3 separate regions of the Homo sapiens genome follow, and regions 2 and 3 are each linked to region 1. A link is a loop called in an ENCODE intact Hi-C map of the cell type or tissue named here. Cell type or tissue: endothelial cell of umbilical vein. All regions are shown on one strand. Each heading gives the region's core, and the rest is flanking DNA. Links, peaks and the distances in the headings are about the cores only. Region 1 holds the start of LOC105377437 (a long non-coding RNA gene). Region 2 has its middle 170 kb from the start of PCDH10. Region 3 overlaps LINC02462 (long intergenic non-protein coding RNA 2462).

What was found. A loop is a pair of places that touch in the nucleus more often than their neighbours do. Peaks named below come from ENCODE experiments on the same cell type or tissue, not always from the same donor. Only the 100,000 strongest peaks of a DNase experiment are listed, where the experiment ranks them.
Region 2: a loop joins it to region 1, with 22 times the contacts of the local background. A loop is called at or near these places in 2 of 110 quality-filtered maps.
Region 3: a loop joins it to region 1, with 13 times the contacts of the local background. A loop is called at or near these places in 3 of 110 quality-filtered maps.

Annotation. Positions count from the first base shown.
Region 1 is chr4:134,930,332-134,941,460 of GRCh38, reverse strand. It overlaps LOC105377438 (a long non-coding RNA gene), which reads left to right. Exons shown (of 3, transcript NR_188430.1): 2 at 1,150-1,214; 3 at 8,421-8,750. LOC105377437 (a long non-coding RNA gene) reads right to left here and starts at 7,199. Exons shown (of 4, transcript XR_939216.1): 1 at 6,806-7,199; 2 at 1,156-1,187. In endothelial cell of umbilical vein, for the core only: a CTCF peak has its summit at 5,924 (motif pointing right); a DNase peak (open chromatin) is centred at 5,940.
Region 2 is chr4:133,314,021-133,325,149 of GRCh38, reverse strand. No RefSeq gene overlaps it. Among named protein-coding and RNA genes, the nearest start is that of PCDH10, 170 kb to the right of the region's middle. In endothelial cell of umbilical vein, for the core only: a CTCF peak has its summit at 4,387 (motif pointing left); a DNase peak (open chromatin) is centred at 4,389.
Region 3 is chr4:134,465,359-134,476,487 of GRCh38, reverse strand. All of the region lies in intron 3 of LINC02462 (long intergenic non-protein coding RNA 2462), which reads right to left. Among named protein-coding and RNA genes, the nearest start is that of LINC02462, 47 kb to the right of the region's middle. In endothelial cell of umbilical vein, for the core only: a CTCF peak has its summit at 5,748 (motif pointing left); a DNase peak (open chromatin) is centred at 5,687.

The sequences.
Region 1 (11,129 bases), core at 1,458-9,457:
AAGGTATAAAAAAAGTTACCTAATGTATCCTTCTTTCAAATTAATAAGAAGGAAAGAAAAAGCATTTAGGAAAAAGAATCAAGCACTATCTTATGTTCCCCTTGTTTTCTAAAAGGATTTGCATTTAAAATATGCATGTTTGGGGACAGAGTGAATTAATATTGAGCTTTCTCAGTGTGACTATTCAAATAAAACAACTCGGTCCTTAACTTTGTGCATACCAGGGTACCAATTAATTGGCTTTGATCTATAAAATCTTTTGCATTTTTTTTTTAATTTAATGGTTTAGAAAAGAAGAAAAGCTAACAGCCATGACAGCTTAATGAGATTGGTTGGTATATGGCTACCAACCAATTGGGGAGTTAGAATATTAAAAATATATGTTCCTTTTTGGAAAAACATTTGAAAGAATGTATGTTCTTGATAATACAAACTTTGATCCAATGCATTGTTAAAGATGAAAGCAGCTTTTGTTCTCCCACACCTAGAGATTGTCAGAGTTAAAGATGATGATCAGTTTTTTGGGGGTGCTATAACCAGAGGTAATTACTTTTGTCTTGATCACGACACACTATATGTATTGAAACATCACTTTGTATCCCATAAATATATACAAGTATTATATATCAATTTTAAAAATTAATTTTCTAAAATTATTTATTTTAAATTGAGACATAAAATTGAATGTATTTATCATATGTAACGTGATGTTTTGAAGTACCTACACATTTTGGAATGGTTAAGTGTAGCTAATTAAAATATGCATTTCCTCACAGTTATTTTTATGGTGAGAACATTTAACATTCATTCTTAGCATTGTTTAAGAATGTAATCCATCATTATTAAGTATAGTCACTATGCTGAAAAACAGATTTCGTGAACTTATAACTCCTATATAACTATAATTTTATATATTTTGACCAATGTCTCCCCAGTCCTCTTCACAGCCACCCCAACCTCTGGTAACCACCATTTTATTCTCTACTTTTATGAGATCAACTTTTTTAGATTCTGCATGCATGAGCTTATATAGTATTTGTCTTTCTCTCTGGCTTATTTCACTTAGCATAATGTCCTCCATGTTGTCATGAATGACAGATTATTCTTCTTTTTCATGGCCGAATAGTGTTTCGTTGTGTGTACATACAGGCATACCTTGAAGATATTGTGGGTCCAGCTCCAGAACCCTGCAATAAAGTGAATATCACAATAAAGTGAGTCACACAAATTTTTTGACTTCCCAGGATATGTAAAAGTTTTGCTTACTGTATACAATAGTCTATCAAGTGTGCAATAGAATTATGTTTAAAAAACAATGTGTAAACCTTAATTAAAAATACTTCATTGCTAAATAATGGTAATGATTCTCTGAGCCTTCAGTAGGTTATAATTTTTTTCTAGCGGAGGATTTTGCATTGATGTTGATGGCTGCTAATGATTAGGGTGGTGGTTGCTGAAGACTGGAGTGACTGTGGCAGTTTTTTAAAATAAGAAATAATTTAACAGCTGCATTAGCTCCTAACAAGAGACTCAGCTTGTTCTTTGAAGCTTTAAAGCCAGACATTGGCTTTTCACTAGCTTTGAAAGTCCTAGATAGTATCTTCTTCCAATAGAAGCCTGTTTCATCTACATTGAAAATGTATTATTTAGTGTAACTATCTTCATCAATTATTTCAGCTAGATCTTCTGGATAATTTGCTGTTTTACCTTGAGCTTTCTTTCCTTAAACCTCAAGAACCAACATTTGATAGTTTCAAACTTTCTTCTGCAGCTTCCTTACCTCTCTCAGCCTTCAGAGAATTGAAGAGAGCTAGGGTCATGCTCTGAATTAGGATTTGACTTAAAGGAATGCTGTGGCTGGTTTGATTTCTGTTCAGACCATTAAAACTTTCTCCATATCATATCAATAATGAGACTGTTTCACTTTCTTATTATTCATGTATTCACTGGAGTGACACTTTTAGTTTTTTTAAGGAACTTTTCCTTTGCATTCACAATTTGGTTGTTTGGTACAATAAGCCTAGCTTACAGGCTATCTCAGTCTTTGACATGCCTTCTTCACTAAACTTAATCATTTCTGGCTTTGATTTAAAGTGAGGGACATGCAACCCTCCTTACTTGAAAACTTAGAGGCCATTGTAAGGTTATTAATTGGCCTAGTGTCAATATTGTTGTGTCTCAGGGAAGAGGGAGGCCTAAGGAGAGGAAGAGAGAAGGGGAAATGGCTGGTCAGTGAAGCTATCAAATACAGACAATATTTATCAATTAAGTTCACTGTCTTACATGGGTGTTTGAGGTTTGTGGTGCCCCCAAACAATTATTACAGTGACATAAAGCATCAGTGATCCAAGATTACCATAACAGATATAAAATCGTGAAAAAAGTTTGAAATATTGTGAGAATTACCGAAGTGTGACAGAGAGACACGAAGTGATACTATACTATTGGAAATGTAGCACTAATACACTAGCTTGATGCAATGTTACCGCAAACCTTCTTAAAAATCTAAAATCTGTAAAGCATAATTAAGTAAAGTGCAATGAAACAAGATATGTCTATGTCATATTTTTTAATTAATTCATTCATTCATTGATGGACACAGGTTGATTCTGTATCTTGGCTATTGTGAATAATGCTTCAATCAACATATGGGGGCAGATATGCTTTTGACATACTGACTTGCTTTCCTTTAGGTATACACTGAGTAATGGGATTGCTGGGTTACATGGTAATTCTATTTTTAAGTTTAGAGGAACCTCCGTAACTGTTTTCCATAATGAGTATACTAATTTACATTTCCACCAACAGTGTGCAAGCATTTCCTTTACTTTACATCCACGCTATCATTGTAATCTTTTGTCTTTGTTGTAATAGCCATCCTCACAGAAGTGAGGTAATATGTCATCACAGTATAATTTGCATTTCCCTAATAATTAGTGATGTTAAGGATTTTTTTTCATATATCTGTTGTTCATTTGTATATTTTCTTTGGAGAGATGTCTATTTAAGTCCTCTGCCCATTTTTTAGTTGGGTTATTTGTATTCTTGCCATTGAATAGTTTGAATTCTTTATAAATTTTAGGTATTATCCCATTATCAGATGCATAGCTCGCAAATATTTTCTTCCTCAAGAAAATGTTTTCAAACCTCAAGAGTGTTTCCTCACTCTTGATATTTTCTGTTGCTGTGCAGAACATTTTTAGTTTGATGTAATCCCATTTGTCTATAGTTGTTTTTGTTGCCTGCAATTTGAAGTTATATCCAAAAAAAAGTTGTCAAGACCAATTTCATGAAGCTTTTCCTCTGTGTTTTATTCTAGTAATTTCATAGTTTCGAGTCTTACATTTAAGTCTTCAATGCATTTTGAGTTAATTTTTGTATTTTTTCGTGAAATAAGGGCCTAATTTCACTCTTCTGCATGCAGGCATCCCGTTTCCCACCACCATTTGTTGAAAAGACTGTCCTGTCCCCATTGTGTGTGCTTAGCACTTTGATAAAAAATCAGATGGCTATTAAGGTGTGGATTTTCTGGGCTCTCTATTCTGTTTCATTGGTCTATGTGTCTTGTTTTATGCTAGTATTACACTTTTTTGTTTGCTATATTGTAGTATATTTTGAAGTCAGGTAATGCAACGCCTTCAGCTTTGTTCTCCTTGTTCAACATTGCTTTAGCTATTCAGAGACTTTTGTGGTTCTAAACAAATTTTAGGATTATTTTTTCTATTTCTGTAAAGAATGACAGTAATATTTTGACAGGGATAGCATTGAACCTGTGTATCACTTTAGGTGGTATGGACATTTTAACAAGTTTAATTCTTCCAAACCATATATATGGGATATCTTTACATTTATTTGTGTCTTGTTTAGTTTCTTTAACCACTGTTCTATAGTTTTCAGTGTAGAGATTTTTCACCTCCTCGTTTAAATTTATTTCTAATTATTATATCTTTTTTTAGCCATAGTAAATGAAACTGTTTTCTTGATTGCTTTTTCATATTGCTCACCATTAGTGTATGAAATGCTACTGATTTTTTGTATTGATTTTGTATTCTGTAAGTTTACTGATTTCATTTATTAGTTTTAACAGTTTTTTGGTGGAGTCTTTAGGATTTTTATATCTAAGATTTTGTTATCTACAAACAGGGACAGTTTACCTTTTTTTCGCAATTTGGATGTCTTTTCTTTCTTCCTCTTGCCTAATTGCTATAGCTAGAACTTCCAGTACTGGGTTAAATAGAAGTGGCTAGCTTGGCCATTGTTGTCTTGTTCTCAATCTTAGATGGAAAGCTTTCAATTTTTCTCCATTGAGTATGGTGTTAGCTGTGGGTTTGTCATATACAGTCCTTATTATATTGAGATGCATCTCTTCTGTAATTAATTTGCTAAGAGGTTTTTTTAATTATGAAAGGATGTGACATTTTGTATAATGCTGTTTCTACACCTATTGAAATAATCATATGGTGTTTCTTCTTTATTATGTTAATGTGATGTATGAGATTAGTTGACTTGCGTATGGAGTCATCCTTGCATCCTTGGAATGAATCCCACCTTATCATGGTAAATGATCTTTTAAATATTCCATAATATTTGGTCGGAAAATATTTTGTTGAAGATTTTTGCACTTAAGTTCACCAGGGATATTGGCCTATAGTTTTCTTCTTTTGTAGTGTCCATGTCTGAGTTTGGTGTCAGGATAATACTGGCCTTGTAAAATAAATGTGGAAATATTCCCTCCTCTCTAATTTTTTGGAAAAGTTTGAGAAGAATTAGTATTAGTTCTTCTTTAAATGTCTGGTAGAATTCAAAAGTGAAGTTATCATGTCCTGAGAATTTCTCTGATGAGAGACTTTTTATTACTAATTATAATCTCCTTATTCATTATTGGTCTGTTCAGATTTTCTATTTCTGCATAATTCAATGTTGGTAGATTATATACGTCAAAAAATTTATCCATTTCTTCTAGGTTATCCAATTTGTTGGCATATATTTATTCATAATAGTTTCTTGTAATCCTTTGTATTTCTGTGGTATCAGTTGGAGTGTCACCCTTTTAATTTCTGATTTTATTTGAGTCTTTATTTTGAGTTTATTTAGATGAGGGGCTTATCTTGGGCCTGTTTCATAAGTGCACTTATTCCATTCATGTGGGCTCCCTTTCTATGACCTAATCACCCCCGCGCCCCAAAGCCTTCATGTCCTAAAACTATCACCATGGGAGTTAGGATTTTAACATATGAATGCAGGGCTCGGGGGTAGGGGGAGACACACATTCACACCATAGCAATGCCCAGGTCTTAATCCCCAGACCCTGTGAATATGTTCAGGTCCTGGCATGATGAGCTTAAGTTGCTAGTCACCTGATTGTTTTTAAAAAAAGGCATTAACCTGAATTATCAGAATAGAAGCAATGTAATCACAAGGGTCCTTAAAATGGTAGTAGTATGTGGAGGAGAGAATAAGAAGGAGACATATGAGAGAAAAATACAGAGAAATGCAAATTTGGTGGTTTTAAACATGGAGGAAATAGTCCATGACCTAAGGAATGTGGACATTCTCCAGAAGCTAAAAAGGCAGAGAAACATTCTCCCTAAGAGCTACCAGAAAGAAGTAAAAACCCTTCTGAGACCTTGATTCTATCCCAGAATGACACATGTCAGACAACCGACCTGCTGAACTGTAAAATAATGAATTTGCATTCTTTTAGGCCACTAAAAGTGTTGTGATTTCTTGCAGTAGCAATGGGAAAGTAATATAAATTAATCTAATTGTTCATTCTGTTTGCTTTTAAAATGAAACAAATATTCACAGGGCACCTTGAGCTAAGTTCTTGAGGTGATATCACTATTTACATATTTGCATAGGATAGCATTTATCTAAGATATAGTAAGGGATATTCCAAATAAATTGTTGTTACAATAGAAATGGGTATCCAGGTTGGGCCAGAAGGGGGTGCTCATGTATAGAGCAACACTGCCACTGCCTCATCCATCATCAGACTGAGAGTAGGGCGCAATTTATTGGATTATCAATCCTGTGAATACATGCACATTCGATGAAAAATCCAGAACCTATGACTGAAACTGTGACAATCAGAAGACTCAATATTTTGTATTTATTCTGGGCTATTTATTCCATATATGAATAAGTAATTTTTGAAGAAAAACAACTTCAAGTAAACATTCATTTCTTGCTCTGAAAATATGAACAATATAGTTCATAGTATTTAACATAGTGTCTACATTTCTATTATACAAAGTTTTGAGGTAGAAGACAAAAATGTATTTCTTTGCTACAAAGTTTGGGTAGAATTATCGATATTTACGGTGTGATTATACATCATAGAAATATTTTATTATCGTTACCAGAATTGGTTGTCAAATAAGTTGGCCACCTTGGTGATGTCCTCTTTATTTTATGATCATGTAGTCATGACTTAAAACATTTTGAACTTTTGTGTTGGACTTGCTTTAAACAATAATTGATGAATATTCCCAGAATATTAGGCTTACTGATTTTTATTTATATCTGCGGCTCTATCTTGCTGCTATCTTCAGTTTTATATTTACTCATTATGGTAGTGGCTTGGCTTTAATATCACGTTGTTGATGGAACTTTTATTTCAAAAATTAAATATACGTACATTAAAATCTTGCCCTGATTGAGGATGTTTAAATCATCAATAAATAGTGGTTGCATGAAGCAATACAAACAGAAAATTTTCATTCACACACCCATATACACACCCAAAGGTGAAGAATTCTGCTATACATGGAATAAATGCCATTCTTCCCTGCCAGAAGCTTACCTTCATGCCTGCCACTGTCTCCGTATACTATACGTGTGAGGCTGCGTAAACCACATCAAAGGCCTAAATCTAAAGCAGCCCCAGGGTGAAGTAAATGAATGGGTTTGTTTGTCTCTTGTTTTTGTCACTGATTTAACATTGTTCGGTGATTCCCGTAAAATAAGAAATATCTTTGTTTCTTATAACCGATTCTCTGAGTTACACCCATGTTTTAGTAATCCATTATTGATTTCTCTCCCATTTTAGTTTGTCCATCTTGTCCCATAGTCAATCATTCTATTTGTCTGGGGCAAAGTTGTTGCCTTTTTAAAACGTGGTCCTCCTACTTAATGAAGCCTTGTCCTTTCGTTGTCACCCATTCATATAGGTTTACGTAACCCACAGCTACAAGACGCTTTCAATACTTTATCATCATTCTGGAAAATTCCTGGTAGCCTAGGAACCTGGAACCTAGTAACCTTTGATGTTGATTGCATGCTGCTCTAGCCTACCTTGTATTCTCTGTTGCTAAGATCTTCCCTTCCAAAAAGAACAGATTTATTGAATAGATCCATCCAAGTTTCAGATTGGCTTCTCTCTAAATTGAATCCCAAAGTTACTATTTATTAGATAATTCAGCATTTATTGGTTGTGTTTATACTTCTTAAACAACAAAGCATGCACAAATATTATCTGTAGCTATTTAAAATAGATGATATGGAGGCTAAGTAGAAATGGGCTATTTATAGATAACAGAGCTATTTGCAAAGAATTGTATCAGCTTCTTGAAAATCATCAGGGCGTTGTCTAATATTTAGATAAGCAGAAAAACAAGTGAATGCTCAATCAAATCTAGTTTTGTTATGTGTCAGGCACCGGGAATCTTTTTTAATGAATTAATAATTCTTAGAATATCTCCTACATCCATACTAATAGGCTGCATTTTTTCATTTGTCCTGCTTATCACAAGTGTGGCTAACTTCATATTTGTTTCAATGATGGAATTCTTTCAGAGTGTTTTGGCCTTTTAGTCAATTTGGTATGCTTTTTACTGTTTTGCCACAGTTAGAAAGGATTGATCAGTTACTATATAAGTCTCCTACATACTAGAAGGCTACTTTATATATCTGGGTCAAGACACTTCATAAATAGCTGAACACATGTTTTATTGGTTTAATATTGCAGGTGGTTATATCACTTTCATAGAAGAGCTTTTACTTTCTTTAATTTCAATGCAGAATCTGGCAAGTGAACTGATAATCAATCACATTTGTTCTGTGCTTTTTAAAAGCTTAAATGCTTCACTGTGAAAAGCTGCTACTGAGAAGACAGTGGGGTTTCAGAAGGATTTTTATTAGACAGGCCCTATGCTAGCTTAAAAATGATTTAATTTTCAATGTGCATATAGCACAGATATTACCATTGCAGAAGAACTTATGGGGTATAAAATATCAATTTACATTTTTTCAAGATCCAATCATTTTAAATAGATGTTGTGTCTGTGGGCAATTTCACATGGGAGATAGGAAATGGAATGATAAAACAACAAGCAGGTGCAGCAAGTGAATTCATCTTTACTGGATATCTGAAATCATGAAATTCAAGTAGCATTTACTGTTCTCTTTTATTTCTACAGCTGCAAGTTGTAATGGAAAGCGCACCTCTCTGGAACTCGGGAGTCTTGGATCCTACACATGGTTCTATGCATAAATAGAAATGAAATTAGCTTCCTGGATACTAAGCTAGTATTAATCAGGTGATTCTAATTAAAATCACTCTGCTAGCTAAACACTATTCAGCAAGATTTTGGTTACCCCAAGAACATTCTGAGACAATTGTATCTATAATTGATAAGACTTGACAATAATCTTTCTTCCTGAAGTGTGTTGTTAACTTTTTGGTTGACTCTTAGCAAAGTACATAGCATATAGTAGGCATTCAATAAATGTTCATTCATTTTTTGCATATTTTCAAATGTTATTTTTTGCCATCCATGTTTGTTTTAAGGGGTGGGCAGTTAATCTACGTTGCCATTCATGAATTTCTTCTCAAATATCTCCTGCCTCTTTTATTTCTCCATGGAGTGAAGGATGAGAGGTATGATGTGTAGGGGGTGTTTCTTAGCTGTGTTTCAACAAGCTCATTATTATGATACTGAGACATAATTAAGATTGATAATATTTACTTAATGTTAATTTTCCTATAAGAATTGCAAGTGAAACATTATCTTATTTTAAGCCTCAAAATAGCTTTGGGATATAGATACTATTATTACTATAAATGAGGAACTGAACTGAGAGGGTCTAAGTGGTTTCATCAAGTTCACACAGTCAGTAATTGGTGGAACCTAGATTCAAATGATTGTTTTTGTCCATCTCCAATGTATTTTAATGCAAGCACTTCAGTAATGAATTATAAATTAGAACTGGCAAGACTCATTTTCACTCTCAAGATTTTTATAAACCCAATAGAATTACTCCTCAATAAAAATGTGTTAATCTTTGAAAGAAGATTTATTTTGATAAAAAGCCAAAATATCAGTTAATTGTATCTATTAAATATATAAGCTATTTTATGAACTTGCTAATTGAATCTAAGTTCGCATTTATGTCTCTACTTAACATCTGGAAAAGATACCTGTCTCTCTTAGGCATATAAAGAAATTTGAAATACTGAAATTATCTGCTTATAGAAACACTGAATCATTTACTGACAACTTCCCACATTAGCAATGTAAGATTTAAAACACCTGAAAAAGTTGTTAAAAAAAATGATCTCTGAAGATTTAGATATATGTTCGATGAGTCATATGTCAGAAATGAGTTGATTATTCATTTATTGACTCTCTTCCTACTGAGATATATGCAGATACACAAAACAGACTGTTAAAAACAGGCAAGCAGACAAACACATAGAAAACCAAATCATTAAAGTTATGATCCATTAATTACACTTCACATCAAACAGATATATTATTTTCAGAATGCTTAGGACTGAGTGTTCTTGAAGAATAAAACGTTTCAGACTAAAGAATTGAAAGCAACAGAGCTAGATGACATAAGGCTAAACTGTGGGGAATTTTTAAATGTTACAGGAGAAGTTATTTAGAAGCAGAACTGGGCACAAGCAACACTAACTACATAGTTCTCAACACTGCCTGTGTGTTGCAGTCACTTTGGGAGCCTTTAAAAATAGGGATGCTAAGACTCTACCCTTAAAAATGTCAATTTTCTTGGCTTGGTTCCAGATCATTTAAAATTGTTACCATCTAGTTGATTCAAATGTTCAGCCAAAGTCAAAAACGATTTCATTTATATATGGCTTCATTAAAAACAATCCCCAAATTTATTGACCTAAGAATAATTTATTCCTTTTCAAATAAGTTCACCTCATAGCTGTTCTGCTCTACTTGGTATTGGCTGAAGTCACCCACTTGGTTGAATTCAGCAGGCAGAATAGGCTGAGCTGGAGGGTCCAAGAAGGCTTCACGCTCATAGCTGGGTCTCGAGGGCTTTGTACCTGGCCTTTCTCTCTCTGTGAGATGCCTCGTTACTTATGAACTCTGACCATGTGATGGCTGTAGTATGTAGTATGTAGTATTGTACTATGATGGCTGCATCTCCTGAAGAGGAAGGAAGTAGAAACTGCTGGTTTTATTTAAAAACTGGCCTTGGAAGTATCATAATGTCACTTATGTAAGTATCAAGGGCACCCCATATTCAAAGGAAAGGAAACTTGACTATATGTCTTCATGTGAGAATTGGCAAAACTCTTGTGGCCTTCTTTACTCCACTGGAACCACTCCTGTAATCCTACTAACTCTCGCTTAGGTACCTGTGCTGTGGCCTTCAAAGTAGGTTGGAGAGCACAGTTTCAATCAAGGACAAGGTAGAAAATAAATAAGTTGGGAAGGAAAATTTTAGTGATAATGCTCATATACTGAAGTGGTAAAGAAATATATCAGTCATATGATCACAGTGTCAGAGAGAAATTTTTAGAAAACTTTTAGCAATAGCATAAGAGTTAAATGTCATACAGTTGGAATCATACAATACATAGCCTTTTCAGATTGGCTTTTTAAAAAAAAGTTCGTGATATGTATTTAAGATTCTTTTGTGTCTTTTTTTGGTTTGATAGCTCATTTCTTTTTAGTACTGAATAACATCCCCTTATTTTTAGTACTGAATAACATCCCATAAAAAACACTTTTTATTTATTCATCTTCTGAAGGACCTCTAGTTATTTTGTTAATGACGAATTTTGGCAATTATGAATAAAACTGCTATAAACCATCCATGTGCAGGTTTTCTTGTGGACATGTTTTCAACTCATTTAGGTAAATGCC
Region 2 (11,129 bases), core at 1,121-9,120, 1.6 Mb after region 1:
CACTGACTACCCGTGTGACGTGATAATTAAAAGCCTAGTTTCAACAATTAAGGGGGGATTAAATCTATAACTTTCAATATTACAGAGATTACAACATTGCAAACATTGCAATAAAATACTGAAGTCAGTAGCATGTGTTTACCAAAAACCACAGCTCTTATTTTTGCTGTTGAGGATCTCTAAGGGTGTATACTATGAACAGTATATAAGTAGCATTCATCAGTAAATCCTTAAAGAATTACCATGTGTCAGAGTGGCAAAAGGAAAAATAAATATAGTTCCCACCTTTATATATTCATGGAGCTAATAGTCTGTAGGGTAAAACAAACAAGAAATACAAAAAAAAAAAAAAGCTACACACTTAGCACCAATTCTATGTGTTAAGAATGTAACAAGCAAGGCATCCTTATGGACACCATTGGGCAGAGTGGGAAACAGCCTTAGGTCACTAACGTGTTGATGTTGAAACTGACATAGAGAGTGCTAGTCATCCAAAAAGTATGATGATATGTTGTCAAGGATATGGAGAAATTGGAACCCTGAGCACTTTTGGAGGGAATGTAAAATAGTGCAGCCACTGTAAAAAATAGTATGGTGATTCTTGTAAAAAATAAAAGTAGAATTAACATATGACCTAGAAAATTCATTCTTGGGATATATCCTAAAGAATTAAAAGTAGGGGCCAGGCACGGTGGCTCACACCTGTAATCCCAGCACTTTGGGAGGCCGACGCGGGCAGATCACAAGGTCAAGAGATCGAGAGCATCCTGGCCAACATGGTGAAATCCTATCTCTACTAAAAATACAAAAATTAGCTGGGTCTGGTGGCACGTGTCTGTAGTCCCAGCTACTCGGGAGGCCAGGGCAGGAGAATAGCTTGAACCCAGGAGGCAGAGACTGCAGTGAACCAAGACTGCACCACTGCACTCCAGCCTAGTGACAGAGTGAGATTTTGTCTAAAAAAAAAAAAAAAAAAAAAAAAAAGAAGTAGGGTCTCAAATAAATATTTGTACATTCGCAATAGTCAAAAGGTGGAAGCAACCCAAGTATTTATGGATGGATGAATGGATAAACAAAATATAGTCTATACATATAATGGAATATTTTAAAAAGAAAGAAATTCTGACATGTTACAACATGTATGAGCCTTGAGGACATTATGCTAAATGAAATAAGCCAGTAACAAAAAGACAAATACTGTCTGATTCCATTTACACAAGGTACCTAGAGTAGTCCAACTTGCAAAAATAGAAAATAGAATAGTGGTTGCCAGGCGCTGGGTGAGGGATAAATGAGGAGATATTTAATGGGCATAGAGTTTCAAGTTTGCTGGATAAAAAAGCTTTGGACATCTGTTGCATAGCAACCTGAATATAGTTAACACGGCTGAAGAGTATACTTAATGGTTAAGACGCTAAATAGTATGTTACATGTGTTTTCCACATTTAAAAGTATTTTTAAAATAATAAAATAACAGAAAAAAGCAAGATGATAATATTTAAGACAAAGAGAGCAGGATTTGTGAACATCCAGAAGGATGGGAACAAACCAAACCAAACCAAAACAACTTGGTGCTTTCCCAAAACTACAAGACTAGAGTTTAAGAGCTTCAATCATGAAAGATCATCCAAGGTCTTGCAGGCCATTATTAAGAATTGTACAGTCACTCAAGGAAAAATAAGAAAGCATTGAAAAGTTCTGGATCAATCAACCCCTTGGGAAGGTGCCATTTGTTTCTTAGCCAAACCCTGATGAATATACGAACTCATGATAGAAATAAAAAATAGTCTCTCTTTCCTTTAAACATCCAATATTAAATGTCAAGAGTGATACTGCAGAAAATATGTCATGGCTTTAATGAAAGAAAAGATCTCCATTGGCTATATTTATAGGACTAATAGGGTCATTATATAGAACTAGGGGGACAAAAAAATAACTCACCACCACCACCATCTCTCACCCTGTACCCTTGAAGGTAAAGTCAGTTTCCTATCCTAACAAAAATTTCCAGCAGATTCTGCCTGTTAGGAATGTGGGAACAAAGATATTCATAAAGATGAATAGGATTTGGGAATAAGGAAGGGAAGGTAATGGATAGGGTTACAGGAGGGATTGGCGAAGAGAGAATGATGTTATATAGCAATAAGTGAGGAGTCAGAATCTGCAGGGAAATTCGGTTGGGATAGAAAATTGACTTTGAAAGAAAACATGTTTTTTTTTTTATTTTTACTTTGCATTGCTACTTCGTAAATGCTCTCCAGTTTCATAACACTTCAGTTAATTTTCCACATGTATAAATGTCTCATGTAAGTATTTTAGAAACTAAAAATCAAGGATTTGGTTGAGTTCCTTGTCTGGGTCGATTCAGTACTAAGAAAACTTAATAGCGAGGTGAATGAGATAGGTTTGGGAAAAAGAGTGCATCAGACCCTGAGACTTTGAACCCCGGAGAATGAAATACCTCAGGAAGTTATGGAACATTTAGGAAAGGCACTGGATTACCCACATGACCTAGGTGAACCAACCTAAATCTTGAAAGACAGCATGCGCTAGGATGACATCTGAATTTAAAACAAATGAGTAAAAATTAAATCCTTCTGTATTCTTGAGTACTTCCTGAACTTCTATTCTTGCATTGTCTCATGGACCTCATGAAAGCACATATATTTAGTTCACCAGTGTATACTCACGAAATGTACTCAGCAAATATTTGTTCAATACATAATTGAATACCAGTACCAGATTTATTACCCAATAATGTCACTTTCTCCATGGTCTTCTAAACTGAACACCATTTCTTAACAAAATTTGACCTGCCCGCAATCTCCCCCTTTTCAAAATCCAGAGAAGGAAAGGAGAAGCTGTTTATTATTCTCAAGCATTTGCACACCTTCAATACTCTTCACCTCGAATGTTGTTCAAGTGTCCTATCCTAATTCATCCAGATTTATCACCTCCTCCTTTATTCAGACTTTTGTTTCATAAGTAAACAGCTGTCCCAAATCATCTTCTAATCTCTCCTTCTTGTTGTGCTTTCCAAAAATAAGAACATGTGGCTGGGTGCGGTGGCTCACACCTGTAATCCCAGCACTTTGGGAGCCTGAGGCAGGTGGATCACCTGAGGTCAGGAGTTTGTGACTAGCCTGGGCAACATGGTGAAGTCCCGTCTCTGCTAAAAATACAAAATTAGCTGGGTGTAGTGGCGGGTGCCTGTATTCCCAGCTACTTGGGGAGGCTGAGTCGCTTGAACCCAGGAGATGGAGGTTGCAGTTAGCCAAGGTTGCGCCACTGCACTCCAGGCTAGGCGACAAGAGCAAAACTCTGTCTCAAAAAGAAAAAAAAAAAAGAAAAGAAAAGAAGAACATGCTTGATATTTTACAAGCTTACAAGCCTCAGTTAAATAAACAATAAACAAAATATCTCTGGATTTTGTTAATCTTTTCAGCTATATCCCTGCTCTGGCTCGTTATGATAAAATATTATGATAGAAAGAAAAAAAAACTATATGAAATCAGCTTCTCAATATTTTAGATAGTGCTTATGTTTTATATGTTACTAGCCAATTATGAGTATTAAAACTCAACATATAGTCATTTAACAAAGGGCTTCTATCAGCCTAGTAATAGAAAGCTCAAGAACATTGCAAATGTTTTAATGAGAGAGATCACGTACTTTGAAAACTTGACTAAATATATATACACTTACAAGAGTTTTCATGAGAATCTGCTACATAAGTGTGCAACTCTGCTGGTCCTTATTTCAGTCCAACTGGTCCATCTTTAACAAAAAACATTATCATTTAACATTTACAACACTTGTGTAAGATTAGGCACGATGTGCACTTCCGTTTTCTCATCTAAATCATGGAAGTAACATCTAACTTGTAAGGTTTTCAATAAAGTTATGTATGTAAATCACCTACAGCACTGACATCAATACAAATTATTGTTAATTGGTTGATTCTACTTGTCTGTATTTCTCAATTATATAATTTAAGCCTCTAAGTATGGGATTTTTCTTTTCATAAATTAGATTTAAAAAAAAACATGTTTTAGATGTACAGACAAGTAAGGAAGTCTGAAACCTAGGGATAGATGATAATTTTCTGGACACTAAAATTTGGGAGGATATATAAGGGTATTTAAATATCTAGCTTTTCAAACTGCAGTTAGAGAAGCTCTAATATGTTGATACTGAATTAAAATATTAAATTAAGCATTTTAAGAATACTTAATTGTGTAGAAGAGGTTCATTCTAAGGATATTGATGATTTATAGTTTGAAGGCAATAAGACACTGAGATAGAAATCATTGCACGCCAGGGCCTCATCTGGAATAAAACGTCTCTGGGTATCTCAGCTGTAGCACTTTGTCACTCTTCCCTCTAGTGGCTGCCATAACAATTACATAATTGGTGTGGCTGCAACAACAGTTTAGATGAAGAGGTATTGTCACATGCTAGTTTCCTGGGGCTAAGGTTGTGATATAAACTTATAAGTTTATATGTTATAAGCAGAACATTGATGCATTTGGACACAAACAACTGCTACAACCAATGTAGAACATTAAGGAAGAAGGTTAGAATTATTTCGAATTAATTGTGATATATATCTCACAAAAAAAATGAGAGGCTTAAAAACAGAGATGTATTTGTTAGTTACACATCACTTCATTATCCATCTCCCTATCATCTTGCCTGGGGCATTTTTTATTGTTTCTTAAAACTAATCTCAAATGAGCCAAGCTAAAAAGCAATGTATTGCTAATATGTGTATTAGGTAAAAATGAGATATGATTCCTTGCTTTCTAGACATTCACGTTTTAAAAATATCAATTATTTTGTTTTCATCAACTATGTATTTTGTAATCATAGTAAAACATATTTACAGGATAATTTATATATAAAAGATCAGGAAATATTTCAATGTAAAAATTAAAAATCTTGTCCTATATTAAACCTAACAATATTGGAAATAATCACATACAAAAATGGGTAAATTGTGTCTGTTCTACATTTTTAAGTGATTCTAACGTACTTGCTTTTAGCCTACAGAGAGCTATCAAAAAGTGTCAAAAATTATGAAGTTTAAAATAATTGTAATGACAAAATTTATTCCATATTCAAATAAAATTTAAAGTATTGATTTCTTGAAGTACAAATATGGATTAATGAAATATTCATTTTCTCCAAAAGTAATCATTTTTTACTGATTTTAACAAATACATTTTTGGTAAACAAAAAAGAAAATTCAGAAAAAACATTTGTTATTCTCTCAATACTTTTTCACACGTAAATGCTACAGACATGTACACACCCACATATGCAACTAGATGACTTCTGCTACATTTCAATTAACATATAAGTATTTTCGTGTTTTTAATATTCTTTGAAATTGTGGTTTATAATAGCTGCATAAAATCTTACCATATGCAACTACTATGTTTTAACCAGTGTCTTTCTTTTGGACTTTGGATTTTTTTCTAATCATTCACAAAAATTCTCCAATAGATTTTGTTATAAGAAATTTGTAAATGGTACCAAAATATAGTCTATGAAAATGATAAATTGAACTTTCAATTGAAAATCTTTTGTTTGGGGAAAGACACAGCTAACAAAATAAAAGGGGCAAGCTAAAGATTGGGAAAAATATTTTCTAATAACATATTTGAGTGTCTAGGGTATACAAAATATTCTTGAAATCTACAATAAGGCCAGGAATAGTCTACACTCACTCCTGTAATCCCATCACTTTGGGAGGCTGAAGGGGGAATATCCCTTGAGCTCAAGAGTTTGAGACCAGCCTGGGCAGCATAGCCAGAGCTCATCCCTACGAAAAATTTTAAAAATTAGCCAGCTGTGTTGACATGCACCTTTAGTCCTACCTACTCAGGAGGCCGAGGCAAAGGACTGCTTGAGCCCAGGAGGTCGAGGCTGCAGTGAGCCATATTGTGTGACTGCACTAGCACCTGGCAACAGAGCCTGACCTTGTCTCAAAAAAGAAAAAAAAAATAAAACAATAAGACAACAAGTAACACTACAAAACAAAGAGTAAAAGATGTGAGCAGATACATCACTAAAAGAGATAAGAATGTCAAATAAGACCATGAAAGTATGTCCAACAGCATTAACCACTGGGCAAATGAAAATTAAAATTATGATGAGCTATCTACATACCTATTAGAATGGCTTAAAAAACAAACAAAAAAACCAAAAACATAAACAAAAGTATTCCAACAGTTCCAACTGCCAATAAAGACCTGAGGAGTCTGGACACCATGACTCACACCTGTAATCCCAGCAATTTGGGAGACTGAGGCAGGCAGATCACCTTAGGCCCGGTATTGGAGACCACCCTGGCCAACATGGTGAAACTGTCTCTCTCTCTCTCACAAAAACCCAAAAAACAAAAAACAAAAACATGAGGAACCATATCTTCTATATATTACTGGAGCGACTACAACATGGTTCAGCCATACTAGAAAAGTTTGGCAGTTTCTTCAAAATTAATCCTGCCCTTAATTTATGACCTAGCAATTATGGTCTAGGGTATCAACTGTACAGATATGAAAATTTACACCTACACAAAAATGTATATAGCAGCTACATTCATAGCTGCCAAAAGCTGGAAATGGCTCAAATGTCCTTCAGTGGCTGGTGTTCTATGATAATTTTTTTAATTTATTTAAAATTATAACATATTCACTGCTTTAAAACAGCATCATTCTCAAGTTTTGACAATTATGAATAAAGCTGCCTTAAACATTCATTTGCAGGTTGTTGTGTGGACATAAAGTTTCAACATTTTTTGGTAAATACCAAGCAGCTTGATTACTGGATTATACAGTAAGATTTCCTTCAGCCAGAGAATGGATAAATAAGCTACAATATACCCAGACAATGGAATATTATTATGTGCTAAAAAGAAAGGAGCTATCAAGCCATGAAAAGATATGGAGGACACTTAAATGCCTATTACTAAGTGAAAGAATTCACTCTGAAATTCTGGAAAAGGCAAAAACGTGGAGACAGTGGAAAGAACAGTGGTTGCCTGGAGTTAAGAGAGAAAAAGAGATTAATAGGCAGAGCACAGAGGATTTTTCAGGGCAGTGAAAATTATGTTTCACATACCATTATTCAAACCCATGGAATGTACACTGAGAATGAACCTTGTAGACCATGGACTTGAGTGATGATGTGTCCATATAAATTCATCAATTGTAACAAATGTATCACTATTGTAGGGAATATTGATTATGGGAGAGGCTATGCATATGTGGCAGAAGGGGGTATATGAAATACCTCTGTATACCTTCCCCTAGATTTTTAAGTGAATCTAAAACTGCATTAAAAAATATTTAATAAAAACTAAAATTTCTAGTAAAGTACGACTTAAACTAAAAACAAAACAAACAAAAAACTTTGCATAACATTATGTTAAAAAAATATGTGCATCTCTCATTGTTATCTACTGCCTTTGGATAATTGCAGTCAGCATGTCAAAAGACATTATAATTTTTTACATAAAAATATATTTGTTGGGAAAAGTACACTTAATCAAAAGCACATGAGATTGCCCGATTCCTATACTTTAGTCAATTCCAAATCTTAAAGTGTTTATTTTTTGCCAAAACATCAAACTATATTTACTTCTGTCTAAATTTACATTCATTTGCTTACAACTGAAGTTGATATTTGTTTTTATATTTCTGGTTCATTTGTATTATTCTTGTTATTTTCCTTCCCTCTGTGACATTTTATTAAGAACATTTCCACCCTACAAGAATTTGATATAATTGATTTGCTTGGCATTGCTTTTGCCTCCAGTGGTCAGGAAATTTTAATTTGTTTTCAGCCATTCACTAAATGAAGATGTACAATTAGACTGCAACTTTGAAGACATAACTTCCAGCATGTTATTAGTTGGTTATGTCTCTCTCATCTGCTTAGCTTTGAATAACAACAGTGCTGTGAGCTGTCAGTGACTACTGCACAAACTGTGAAATTACACTGTGAAGCAAATTTGATTGTACTGAAAAGACTCTCCACAGGACAAAAGCATAGATCTCTCTTCACACAATTTTGGACTCGTGCTAATGACTCATACGGTTACAGAGCAGCCGCCAAGAAACGGTGTAAGAAGCCTAATGAATAAAAGGGACATATTGCCTGACTGAGTTATGCTCCAGAGCATTTTAGCACTTCGATCATAGAGTGGCATGTAAAATCAAAATTCTGATTAAATTGGTGCACTTTTTTACTCCTGAGACCTAGGACTAACTTTATTCTGTAAGATGCACAAGTTACTAGAAATTTTCATTCTGTTCATTAAAGTAGGTTACATATTTCTGTTTAGGAAAGAACTGAAGTTTTCCTTAGATATCATTTTGAAAATTCTATATTACCCCCAAACATATCTATAACTTTTATTTTAATAGAACTCTTATTGCATATATGTGTGTGTGGTTGTGTGTGTGTGTATGTGTACTCTGAGAGTAAATGACATAAAACATCAAAACTGAAGACAGATACCTTTCTAAAGTCTTCGAGTTTTGATTCTTGGAATGACTACACATCTGATTGGAATGCTTATTTATTAACATATAAGATATAGATAATATGATATAATATCATATAGCATATTGCATTTAGATATGCTAGAATTATTGAATTTCTTGAGGTTTTTGAGAAAAGCCGAGGAGCTTTTTTAGGGTTTGTGGTAACAATTTAAAATTAAAAATTGTTTTCAAGGAATCACTACTATGAAAATGGGTTTTCATAGTTTCAGGCTTTAGTTTCAGCAAAAGTTCACATATTTTCCATACTACTGTTTGCAACATTTGATATATTTGTTTATTGAGGCAATAGGTATTGTTATCATAAATAAAGCCAAGCTGGGCACGGAGGTGCACACCTGTAGTCTCAGCTACTCGTGAGGCCTGAAAGTGGCTTGAGCCTAGGGGTTCAAGTCCAGCCTGGGTGACATAATGAGACCCCATCTCTTTCTCTCTCTCTATTTTTTAAGATAGGACAAAAATTATATATGTGAACTCTCTTGTGACTGGTGTTTCTTTTAAGAAAAATACAACCTTATAGAGGTAATTTAAAAGAGTAATTTATAAGTATGCCCATCATTAATTAGTTATAACTCTCTTAAAATAATTTTTGGAAGATTAATAATTTGTTCCCCAGATGATAAAGATAAACTGATACCAACAGTTTTCCTAATTGTTTCTTTGAGTTTGGTAATTACATCCTCTGGAATAAAATGAACTGCAGAAAGAGATGAAGTTTGCCTGCCCTTTGCCAGGGTCCTCCCGTGTCTACCCTCTCCTCAATCATGTTCAAGACTTCCACCTCAGATTTTATGCCGAGCAGAGCCCCAGCTCTATGGTTCTCCTGGTGCTTTCTCTAACACCAGCACAGTCAAAAACCTATTCAGTCCTTATCACCATGCTTTCACCTTGCAGTGGAGATTTTTAGCCTTCTGATATACCAACAAATTGTGTTAACAGTGGATTCAAGGGCAAATTCATGAAACACCCAATATTTTAAATTTGCTTTTGTGAAGTCAACAATCCTACCTTTGTTGCTGTAAAAGTTGATATTCTCTCTATGAGTATCTATAAAGCAAGTTCCATGCCACAAGTTGGACACCAGTTTCCAATGTGAGTGACCCTTCATAGTACATGAAGCTCTACAATAACACACAAGTGATTGCTTATGCTTGATAAAATTACCAACAGTAACTTAAAATAGCATTATTTTATTGAATTTCGAGGGCTTAAGAGTTCAGTAAAGAAAATTATTAAACCTAAGTTTTTAGTTAATATACAAAATAGAGAAAGGAAAAAGTTAATAAATTATATAAATGTTAAAATGGATAAGCTCATTAAAAACCCATTACTTCTATTGCAATATCAGTAAAAGCTTAATAGGTTGTGATTATGGGCCAATTTTCCAGCTGAGGCTTCTTGTTCTTGCAAAATGTAAACAGGAAGAGAAAGCAGTTTGACATCAAAATTGTGTTACAACCAGATTTCATTCCAATTAAAAAAATAAGCCAAGTCTAAGCACATTTTTTATTAACCTGTAGTATTTTATATTAAAATATATACATAAGATTTTATGTGTACAATTTGTATATGTGTGTGTGCACATATGGTGCCCACATATTTTTATAAAAGATGTTTTGCTACTTTGATTATGATCCCCATGTAGAAGAAATTCTTAAAATATGGATCCTTTCTTCCACTATTTTTCAACCATTGCTGTTTTATCAGATTTTGGAAGTGCTTATTAAATTGCTTCCTAGACACAAATTCTCCATTAAGCATTGCTTAGAACAACAAAACAAAACAAAACAAAAAACAAAATGCTTTCATTGCTTATAACTGTATGGCACACTCAGCTGCTGTCATTTTTTAGACATTTATAATTGAACCAAATTTATGGAGTCTGATTCATTGAGCTCTTAAAACACTCTGTCTCCCTAGCTTTTGATTCTTTTTTTAACCACAATATAGCAACTCAAGAGGATCACTTTTTAAATATCCCCCCAATATGGTATCATCACCCAACATCCTTAGTTTTAAAAAGAGTAGCACTTTAGTGATAACAGATTGTCAGTGCCCTATTATTTTTATCAGCTATCTTGACTCACCACTTAAAATTTAATAAAATCCACGGATGATATTGAATATATTTTAAGTGTACCAAATATAACATTTATGTCAAATCTTCACCATTTTAAATGTCTTCATTTTGTCTGATAAATGATATCAAGCCTGATTGTCACTTTCTAAGTCTTTTGGATGTTTATTTTTTGTAACCTTGAATAAAATGTCACAATATGTTTAAACTGCTCCTATCATCACTATTATCAAAACAATGGATTATGGAGAGGATGTGATAACTTGGTACATGTCTATTGTTTAAAACATTCTTATGACTATATCTGCAGAATTTTTGAAGTCCAGCATAAAGTCAGACTTCTATTTGGTAAAGAGTACGTGGCATTTTCTGAGCATCAGTTATACAGAAGATGAAACAAGCCAAGCAACAGATTAATACAATTTAAATACTTTAAATGCATTAACTATCATTAACAGAAAAGAACTCTTCTAAGCCGA
Region 3 (11,129 bases), core at 1,850-9,849, 470 kb after region 1:
TGTGTATGTGAAATCGTCCCTGGTTGAGAACCACTGTTTTAGAAGTTATGGGAATACAATGACTTTTGAGTAGGTAAAATTTTCCTATACTATACAGGAAAAAAAAAAAAAAAAAGTAAATGATAATCAAATATATTGTTAGAGTACATTAAATTAAAACCTGTTCTTCCAACAACCCCATTAAGTGAGTATGCAAACTACAAAAATCAAAGATATTGACAACATATATAAAACAAAGTATGTATTCAAGATTACACAAAGAATTTGTACAAATAAATTGAGTAAAGAAAGATAACACAACACTCTTATTTCTCACACATATACACATTCATATATACACACAAAAGCAAGTGCCCAATAAATTACAAATTATATGAAAGTGTTTCAAAGTCATTAGTAATCAAGGAAATGTAAATTAAAACCAAAGTAAGATATCACTAATATTATTATCACTACACACACACCAAGAATGGCCACAATTAAAGACTGACACCACCAATTGTTGCCAAGAGTTTGAATCAAATGTTGTCATACAGTGCTGGTGGGGATGCAAATTAAAACTAAGACTTTGAAAATCTTTTTGAAATTATCTACTCAAGCTGACCTTGTAGCAGCAATTTTACTCCTAGTTATATACTCAACAGAAAGAAGGCTTACAAGTGAGTGCGTAAATTCACGTATAAGAATCTTCATAGCAGCATTATTTTTAATAGCTAGAAACTAGGAAGAGCAGAATTGCTCATCAACAATAGAATAGATGTGCATTATATAATGAAGTATGCATCATCAGTTAAAAAAATTAAATTCTAATAAATTCAATAATATGATTAAACCTCAAAAACAATGCTAGTCAAAAGACACAAATGTGGAACACGTCTGTATAAAACCTGAAAACCAAGCTGCCAGTTCCCGATAGAGTCCCTGACTGGAGTAATAACTTTTATCCCCATCTTATCTACTCTCACTCGATTGGTTCCTTTGGAATGATGCCTTTTAACCAACCCAATGGTGCTTTTTCCAAGACCACCCATAGACCAATCAGCACACACTCCCCCATTCTAAGCTCAGATAAAGCCCGGACTCAACCTCATAGACAGCTACCAACTTCAGGGTCCCCTCTCAGAGCTGCCGGCTTTCTTTTTGTTGCTCAGTAAAATTCTACCCTGTCTTACTCACTCTCTGGTATCCACGTACCTTATTTTTCTTGGTTGCAGACCAAGAACCCAGAACTCGCCAAACTGCAGGAGCGAAAGAGTTATAACGCTCCTGCTCACCAATCTGCAGGCAGCAGGAATAAAAGAGCTGTCCCGCTTGTCTAACAGTGAGAGAGAAGCCACTGGGCACCGCTCCCCCGGCTTGCTGAACTACGGAGTGAAAAAGCTGCAACAATTCTAAACATTCAACATTATTTAAATTTTAACATAATTATAAATAAGCATTTTTTGTTCTCAGTTCAGAATCAGCTATTGTGCTAAAATTACATATCTTAAGTTCAAAATTATAGAATTGTTGTCAAAGGAGAATATTCCTTACATAAAATATAAATGGCGTTCTCATTTTATTATAATGCATCAACTGCTCAAAAGCCATGTCATATTTTATTTGCTTTATATTTGGACCATAACTAGATAGTAAATATATAATATGTATTTTTTCAGTGGCATTCCACTTGACTTGCTTTTTCCCTATTGGGAAATGAAACTTATGCCTTTTTCACCATAGTATGAAGATCTTCCAAGATCTGACTTTAGTCTATTCAATAAAATTTATTTTATTGTACTTTTTTTTTTTAACGGAATTCTCAGTCTGTTTTAGTCTAGTTCTAATTTAGACTAATTAGGTTAAGGATGATATCAGAATTTTCATCCTGGGATTTCTTTTTATTGTATTCTTTGCTCAGGTTCTCTATTTTTTGGAGCTCACATATTCTATATTCTAGTATGGATTTCTCCTGTTATGAAGAGTCCTTTAGAAATTAATTACTTGAGTCCTTACATGTCTGGTGATATCTTCAGTTTTCACATGTCTAATAGATAGTTTTGCTGGGTATCAATGTTTAAGTTCAAAATAATTTTCTTTTACACTTTAGCTCATTGTTTTTATGGCACTTAGTATTCCTGGTAACAGATCTGATGCCACTCAGATTCTTTTTCTCTTTGAATACATTTTTTCCCTATCTTTGAGGGACACAGGGATTTTCTTAGTCATTGATTTACTGAAATTAAACCAATATGTAAAAAAGTCAGTCTGTTTTAATTTATCCTTCTTGATACAGCATGTCTTTTCCCCTAAAGATTCAAGTCTTTCTATATTCTTAGAAAATATTCTTAGAAAAATTCTTAAAAAATATTCTTCTATTATTTGTTTGATTATTTTTTTAAACTACACTTACCATTTCTTTCTGGAACTCCTTTTAAGTGTATGTTAGCTATCATAGTTTTATTCTATATGTATTTTATATCTTTTCTGTTGTGCCATTTATTTTAGGTTTTTCTCAACATTCTGAGAAAAATCTAAATCTTCTAAAAACGCTGAGAAGATAATCTTTCCTCAACATTCTGAGCAAGAACCTAATCTTTCAGGTTTTTTGCTGCTACTTTTATTTCTGTATGTATTTTTAAATTATGTTACTTATAAAACTTGTCACTTATTACTTAAAAGATAAATAGCATTTAAAATGCCCTCTTCAAATATTTCAATTGAAAATAATAATTAAAAAATTGACTTGCAATACTCTTCAAATTTTAAGTTATGTTTCACAGATGATAAATGACATATTCTAACATTTTTCAGAAATAACTTATATTTTAACATTTTTGATTGTAATCCATAGAAAAACTATATGTGAGATCTTAAAAAGGTATTCCATGAAAAAGGGTCTTGTGGGAAAAAGTTTTTCAGACATGTTACATCAGACATGTTTTTCAGACATGAATGTCTATATAGTCTTATTTTTTTTGTGAAATATTTATTAATATTTTACGAACATATTTTATGCTGGGTCATTTTTTGATGCTTATTAATGTTTTCTGATATACTGGATAGAACAGTTCGAATAATGTTTCCCTAATATAGTAAGTGTAGAAAAGTGAGTAAAAATCCAAGTGAAATTGCTTTGCAAAAGTATAGTTGTGATAATATGAAAAGAAAATAATAGGCCAGGCACAGTGGCTCACACCTATAACACCAGCACTTTGGGAGGTTGAGGCAGGTGGATCATTTGAGGTCAGGAGTTCGAGACCAGCCTGGCCAACATGGTGAGACCCCCATCTCTACTAAAATTACAAACATTAGCTAGGTGTGGTGGTGCATGCTTATAATTCCAGCTACTGGAGAGGCTGAGGCAGGAGAATCACTTGAACCTGGGAGAAGGAGGTGGCAGTGAGCCGAGATCATGCCACTGTACTCCATCCTGGGAAACAGAGTGAGACTCTGTCTAAAAATAAAGAAAATAATAAAAGAGATGTATTCTGATATTAAATAGTGTGTTCTTTAAAGTGTTTATTGAGCTTTGTCATACTGTCTGAAAGCATTTAGGAAAGAAATCTTTTCTCATATTTTAAGAGAGAGAGTTTTTTTGGCAATGGAATATATTTAACATATTTAACAATAAGCAATAAAATAGAACCTTTTTGACAGAGATATTAAACGTTAAGTTTGAGTCACTTTGTGTCATTGAACACTTAATTAAGAAGAGAGCTCAGGCCAGCTATTCTTGGAAAGTTGTAGGTGTGACTCATGAAGCAGAGTTAAGGATGAAAGGAAGCCATTTCTTTTAAAAAAAGTTGATGTTTGTAACAGTTTAAAAATTTTCTTTGTTTCTTTTATCTCTCTCTCTTTCTCTTTTTCTTTCTTTCTTTCCTTCTTTCCTTCTTTCTTTCTTTCTCCTTTCTTTCTTTCTTTCTTTCTTTCTTTCTTTCTTTCTTTCTTTCTTTCTTTCTTTCTTTCTTTCTTTCTTTCTTCTTTCCCTTCCGTCCTTCTCTCTCTTTCTCTTTCCCTTCCTTCCTTCCTTCTCTCTCTTTCTTTCTTTCTGTCTTCCTTCCTTCCTTCCTTCCTTTCCTTCCTTCTTCCCTTTCTTTCTTTCCTCTTTCTTCTCTCACCTTCCCTCTTTTTTAAAAAAACATTTTAACAGTTCTTAATTTTCTAAATTTGAGACAAGTACTATTGATAAAATACAGCAATTACTGTTTTTCAAGTAGCCGTTGCGAAAAACTTGAAATTGACTATACATATATGAAAATTAGTCCTAATATTTTCATACTGTTTTACTTTAGTTAATTTATGTCAGTTTTTATCACTTATTTTTGAATTTCATTGCTGTTCACAGTTTCATAGAAAATGATGCTATGACTTCTCAGTCAAATACATGATTATTGAATATATGTAGAGGCACAGAAATAAAGTAACAGAATGTAATTTGATGTATCAGTAAAGAAAATACCTGCCAAGGAAGAAGAGCTACAATTCCATATTTACTTGCAAAACAGCAATGTGTTTCACAAGACTTACAAAGAGAGGTGCTGAGAAGTAGCTGAAGCTCTGGTATGTTTTGTTACTGAGATAACTGTAAGTGGATTGGCTAGAACAGTGAGGCAATGAAACTGGAGGCAGAAAGATAGAAAAACTCCCTGGAAACTTTAGAAAGAAATTTCAAAGCAACAATATGCTGGAGTGAGGGATCTTGTGAAAGCATCACTAAGACATTGTGTTATTGCTTAGTTGGCAATATTAGAATTATTTTGTGGTGGTACCTATGAGAGTGAGTCATCTCTTAATTGGGGGCAGCTTAGATTTGATTAAGTATATAATAGTAATTATTATACATTGCATTTTTAAAAGTCTCTATTTCTTGCGTCCATATTTTGAATATTTTTGGTATAATAAATCTGTACCTGTAACATTGATTCAATACTCTAATTAACTTTGTCTTTCCTTCAAATCACTAATCACCTAAACTGAAGTACCATATCTTTCTCTTTATATTTTATAAAGGGAACAATTTTAACCATATGTATAAAGATAAAATTAATTAGGGTATATGTAATAGACATTAATATAATCTATCTTCCATTTTATTTGGTATGTGCAGAAATATGAACTGAGGAAGAGCTTTATACTTAACTTTTTCCCTGTATCTAAATGGTAGCAGTCGGTTCAAATGACCAATGGACATGTCTGAGTTTTTTAGATGGTATGGTAAATTATTATTTTAGTACATTTTATTTGAAAATCATTTTCGTCAAAATTATATTGAATAAGCTATCAGCAATGATTAAGTGAAAGGAATATTGGCAGTAAAAGGAAAGAAAGTTCAGGCACATTTTAGAGAAACAATATATGTTAGATTTAATAGAGTATAGGGAATTGTGTGATTTTTGAGTTTATGAAATACTTATTATATTTTATTTAAAACCTAAAATAAGGTTCCACCATCTATATGTTTCTGCTTTAGATGTTTAACAAACACAGGAAATGAACAGCAATGAACACCTTTTCTGTTGGTTAACTGAAACAATGGCTGGATTTAGAATCAGAGTGCTTGGGTGTTAGTTTTTCTTTGTCATGTTTGATTTTGCCTCTCTTACTACCCTGAGATCTCAACTCTGATGTGGATTTAATAAGGAAAACAGTACTGACCTCATAAGGCTATTGTCAAGATCAGAATAGGGCAACGTGTGCAAAGGGGCTTTGTGAACTTTATCAAACAATTACAAGAGAGATGTTGACCTGTGACAACCATGAAGTCGTTAATGTAGTTGTTGTTGCTGCCACCAAGTGGCTGGAGGGTAAGGAAGAGGAAAGGATAAGGGACAGACAAGATTCAGAAATGTTGAGCCTTATGTGCTATCCTAAATAATTTGGATTTTATCCATAGGACAAGGAAAAGCTACCAAAAAGTTTTAAGTGGAGGATTAATATAGTGTGATTTGCTTAAAAAAAACAAAAACTTTACATGACTTACTGATGTTATTGGGATATTTGCAACTACCCGTCTGAACTGGATTTCTCTAATACAAAATAAAGGTAGAAAAGTTTAGTGTCAGCAAAGAACAATTGAGAACAGCTCTGCCAGTGAAATAAAGATTCGGATTTATCAAAGGAAACTCAAACTAATTTTTTAAATGTGCCCAATTGTATACATGGAACACTACCTATTTGCATTATCCTAATTTTAAACTAGGAGATTTTTAGAAATCAATGAGTGTATCTAATAAACAAGATTTAGAAAAGCAGTTACATCTTTATTTTCATATCTATATACGTATTTATTTTTATCACAGAAATAAGTTTAAATTTTATTGCCTTTTGTTGGTAAATGACTAAGTTAAATGGCCATGTTACAATATCCTAAAGATGCTTCAAACTATGCTCTATGGGGTAACTTATAAAAGGCCCAGGGCTATCTCTAGCATTTGGAAATATCTTGAAATGTTTATTAATGGCCTCATAAACCATGTTCATCCTGTTTTTCTGCTGAATTCTTGGCAATTGGAAAAAAGACACTCATTTCATTGCTAGATGTGATCACAGAGGATTCTAAAAGCATATACCTTGCTAAATTCTGATACATACATATGAATTATGAATTTTTAAATCATCAACAAAGATCAGTGTACAGAATTGACTATAAATCACTCTCTCTGGGATTGAGAATACATAATTTTTATGTCCACAGGTAAAGGAAATTTTAAAATGAAATCAGTGGCAATGTTTGAATATGTTGTCAGCATTTGTTTATTTAGAAATTGAAAATCAAATTTATATAATCATCATCTCTTCTAATGAGATGAAAGGCTGTTTTTACATTTTACTGAAACTAAAAAACATAGACATGTGTAGATAGAAAGAATATTGATACTTTATTCCTATTCTAGTTGCATGGATAGCTACATCACATATAGGCAATTAATTAAGTAATTAAATAATTATTCACTTTATTTTTAACAACTATTTTTGGCTATGGAGCGAGATACTATGGATGCAACATTGAGCAAAAGTAGACATGGTCCCACCAGTATCACGACAAGGTCTACACTTAATGGCGCAGCAAATTTGGAGAACATTTTTGAAAATTTTTTCAATCGTTTATGAATTACTACACAAATGACAGATGTGGTTAGAATCTCAGAAGACTAGAAACATCATAAGCATAGTGATGCGTTAATTAGAGTTCTCATATGTAAATAATAGTATTTCAGTTTCTAGGGAGAAAATAGTAATTTTTATGAAGACTGCATTCAGTCTATAGATCAATTTTGGGAAAATTGACATCTGAACAATATAGTCTCATGCAATGTATTGACATGATATATTTATATATTTCTCCATTTATTTAGGTGTTTTTAATTTCTCTCAACTATGTTTGGTACTGTTAATTTTACAGGTGTTATACTTATTTTGTTAAAATTACTACAAATTATTCCATGTTTAATGATGGTATTACTTTTAAATTTTATTTACGCACTCTTTTTTTTTGCTAATATATAGAAATTCAATTGCTTTTGCATATCAATCTGGTATCCAATAATCTTTCCAAACTCACTGGCTATTTCTAGGATATTTTTGTAATTTTAAGGATTTTTAAAAATAGATGATTAAGATATTTGTGCATGTAAATATTACTCAATCATTTCTAGTTTGTATATTTTATTTATTTTTCTTGAATCACTTCTCTACCCCAGCAACTTCATTTTAATCCTTTCTTTTCCCTAATATTTTCCCAATATTCTTGCCTTCCCCAATAGAGAGGAAAAGAATTCAGTCTTTCAACTATGTATTTTGTTTACTCTTGGATTTTAGTAGATGTTTTATATAAGATTTCATGTGGCAGAAATCCAAGATTTCCAGGATGATCTCCACACCTTAATGTTATAACCAATACAATCTTTTTTTTTTTTTTTTTTTTTGAGCATAGGCAGGACTTGTGGCTTGCCTCTAATTAATGGAATATGGCATAGATGATGGGATATCACAACCATGATTGGGTTATAATGTATTAGTCCCTCTTACTTATAAATGGTAGAAGCTTTCCAATGGACCTTGCAAAGGCAAGGTGCTATGACAGACAGACAGGGCCACATGTCAGGCAAGCAAGAGTGACCTGTAGGATCTGACAGCCTCAGTCCCAGACTGTAAGAAACTGAAATCTGCCATAACAACATGAATTTGAAAGAGAACCCTGAGCTCCAGAATACACAACTGAAACCTTGATTGAAGCTTTATGAGATACTGAGCAGGGGACTCAACTAAGTTGTGTACAGACATCTGACCCATAGACACTTTGATATAATAATTGGTGTTCTTTTAAGCTGCTAAGCTTGTGATAATTTCCCACACAGCAATAGAAACTAAATATACAGATAAAATATTTTTTCTTGTATTCTCTTTTTAAAAATTAATTTTGGAGATTATTTTCAATTTTCTGAAATATTTTGTATGGGATTATATTATTTATTGTTTAAATATTTGAAATGAATAACCAGTAATGCCTCTGGGTCTAGATTTTTCTTTGTTGGAAGGTTTTCTGCTACTAATACAATTAAAATCTAGAAAAATCAGCATTTTAATTAATGGTGTTGGTAATTTGTGTTCTTACTCTTTTTTCTTTTATTGCAATAGCTAGATAATGAACAATTTGGCTGATGTGTTCAAAGAATTTGCTTTTGGTTTTATCAAATTTTTCCCCATTATTGTCACTTTTCTGTCATCAATGTCTGCTCTTTTTTTATTATTACCTTACTTTTACTCACTTTGGGCTTAATTACTACTTGTTTTTCTAGATTCTTAAAATGGAAGATTAGACCAAATAATTAAGACCTTTCTTCTCTTTACCATAAACATTGAAAGCTGTAAACTTCCAACTCAGTATTGGGTTAGCCACAGAACAGTTTTTAAGATGTTTCATTATGTATTATTTCATATTTTTACATTTCCCTTTGATGTTTTTCTTGGACTTCAAGTTATCAACCAGTGTATTTTTTAATTTTACATATTTAGGGGTAACCTAGTTATCTGTCTATTTTTGATTACTAATTTAATCCCATTATAGTCAGATAATTGTTATTTTATGCTATTTGTTTTATGACCCAGCATATGGCATATATTTTAAAATATTTTACAAACTTAAAAATTATGCATAGACTACTGTTGCAGCATAGCGTATAATACAAATTAAGTCAACATAATTGGTGTTATCACTCAAATTTTCTATGTATTTATTGATTTTGGATCTACATAGTCTATCAATAATTGAGAAAAGACAGACAAAATTTCCAACTGTAATTCTAAAATGTGTCCTCTTTTCTTTCTGATTCTAACAATTTTTTTACTTTTAAAAGTATTGTTGTTAGTGCATACTCATTTAGGATGTGTTTATGTCTCTTGATAAATTAACTTTCTTATAATTACATGTCCTTCTTTATCCATGTTATTATTTTTAAGTTTCTCATTACCTAATATTGGTATTCCCACTTACATTCTTGATTATTAGACTTTGCATGGTATATTGACTATACCCATCCTTTCTTTTAACATGACTATACCTCAATATTTAAAATAATTTTCATATAGACAGCATATAATTGGCTCTTACTTTCTTATATAGACCTACAACTGGAATGTGCATATCACTTATATTTTGTATAATTTTCAATATATTTGGGCTATGCATACAATTGTATTTGCATTCTATTTGTCTTCCTTTTTCTCTGTCCTTTTTTTCTTTCAAAGTAATTATTTTTCTCCTCAATTATGTATCTAGTATTGACTTAGCCATATTCTTTTGTTTTATTTTTAGGGTCACTGTTATATAATTTTAAAATGCTTTATCTTATCATATTTGTCCAATATTTATAGTTCACTGCTTGATGTATAATACAATAATATGTATAACATATATGTTTAATACGTATAACATGAATTTTACAACTTCCATTTCTGCCCTTGTTCTTTGTGTTATTTTTACCATACATTTAATAGATGTCTTGAGAGGCCTACAATACAGTTACTATGTTTTGGTTTTAATAGTCATCTTTTAATGAACTAAAAGATGGGGAAAAAGTCTTTAATATTTATTTACCGCACACTCAGAAATAGCATTCTTCATGGTCTACTGTAGTTCTGTGTTTCCACCTGGTATGTTTTCTTCAGCCAGGGAAGAACTTTCCTTAATATTCCTTCTAGTGTATGTCTGCTGGCTCTGAATTCCCTTAGGTCTTGTTCGCTTGAGAAATATTTCACTTTTAGTTTGGAAAGATATTTTCCTATATATAAATTAAGGTTTGGTAATTTTTGTCAGCAACTTAATTAGTTTGTTTCACTCCTTGTTTTCTTCATTTCTAATGAAATGTCTATAACCATTCTTATTTTTGTTCTCAAATGTTTAGTGTGGCTGCTTTAACATTTTTCTTTTTTAGCATTGTATATCAACAGTTTGATTTAGATTTTTCTTAGTGTAACTCTATGTTTATTCTGCTAGAGACTTTCTGAGATTCTCAACACAGGGGATATAGCGTTCACTAAATTTGGTATAGTTTGGGCACCGTTTTTCAAATACTTTTTTGACTTTCTACTTTGCTCTCCTCTTCTTCTGGAATACAAATTACATATAAATTAGAATACTTGCTACAGGCCACTGAGGCTTGGATTAATTTATTTGTCTATTTAAAAAAATATATCTTTGTGCTTCAGTTTAGATATTGCTAGGGACTGAATTTTATCTCCTCAAAATTCACTTGTTCAAGCCCTAACTTCCAATGTGACTGTATTTGGAGATAGGGTTGAAAAGGAGGTCATGAGGGTGGGGGCTGGATACAATAATGTCAGTGTCTTTCTGGGAAAAGACACCAGAGAGCTCCATCTCTCCACACATGCATGCAGAAAAGAAAGGCCATAGGAGGACACAATGAGCAGACAGCTGCTGCAAGCCAGGGAGAGGGTCCTCACCAGAAACTGGCCAGGCTGGCTCTCTAATCTTGAACTTCCAACCTCTAAAACTGTGGGGAAATACATTTCTCTTATTCAAGCCACCCAGCCTGTGCTGTTTTGTTATGGCAGCCTGAGCTGGCTAATATAGGTATTCTCTATTGCTTTTTATTTGAATTTATTGGTGATTTGACCTACTGTGATAT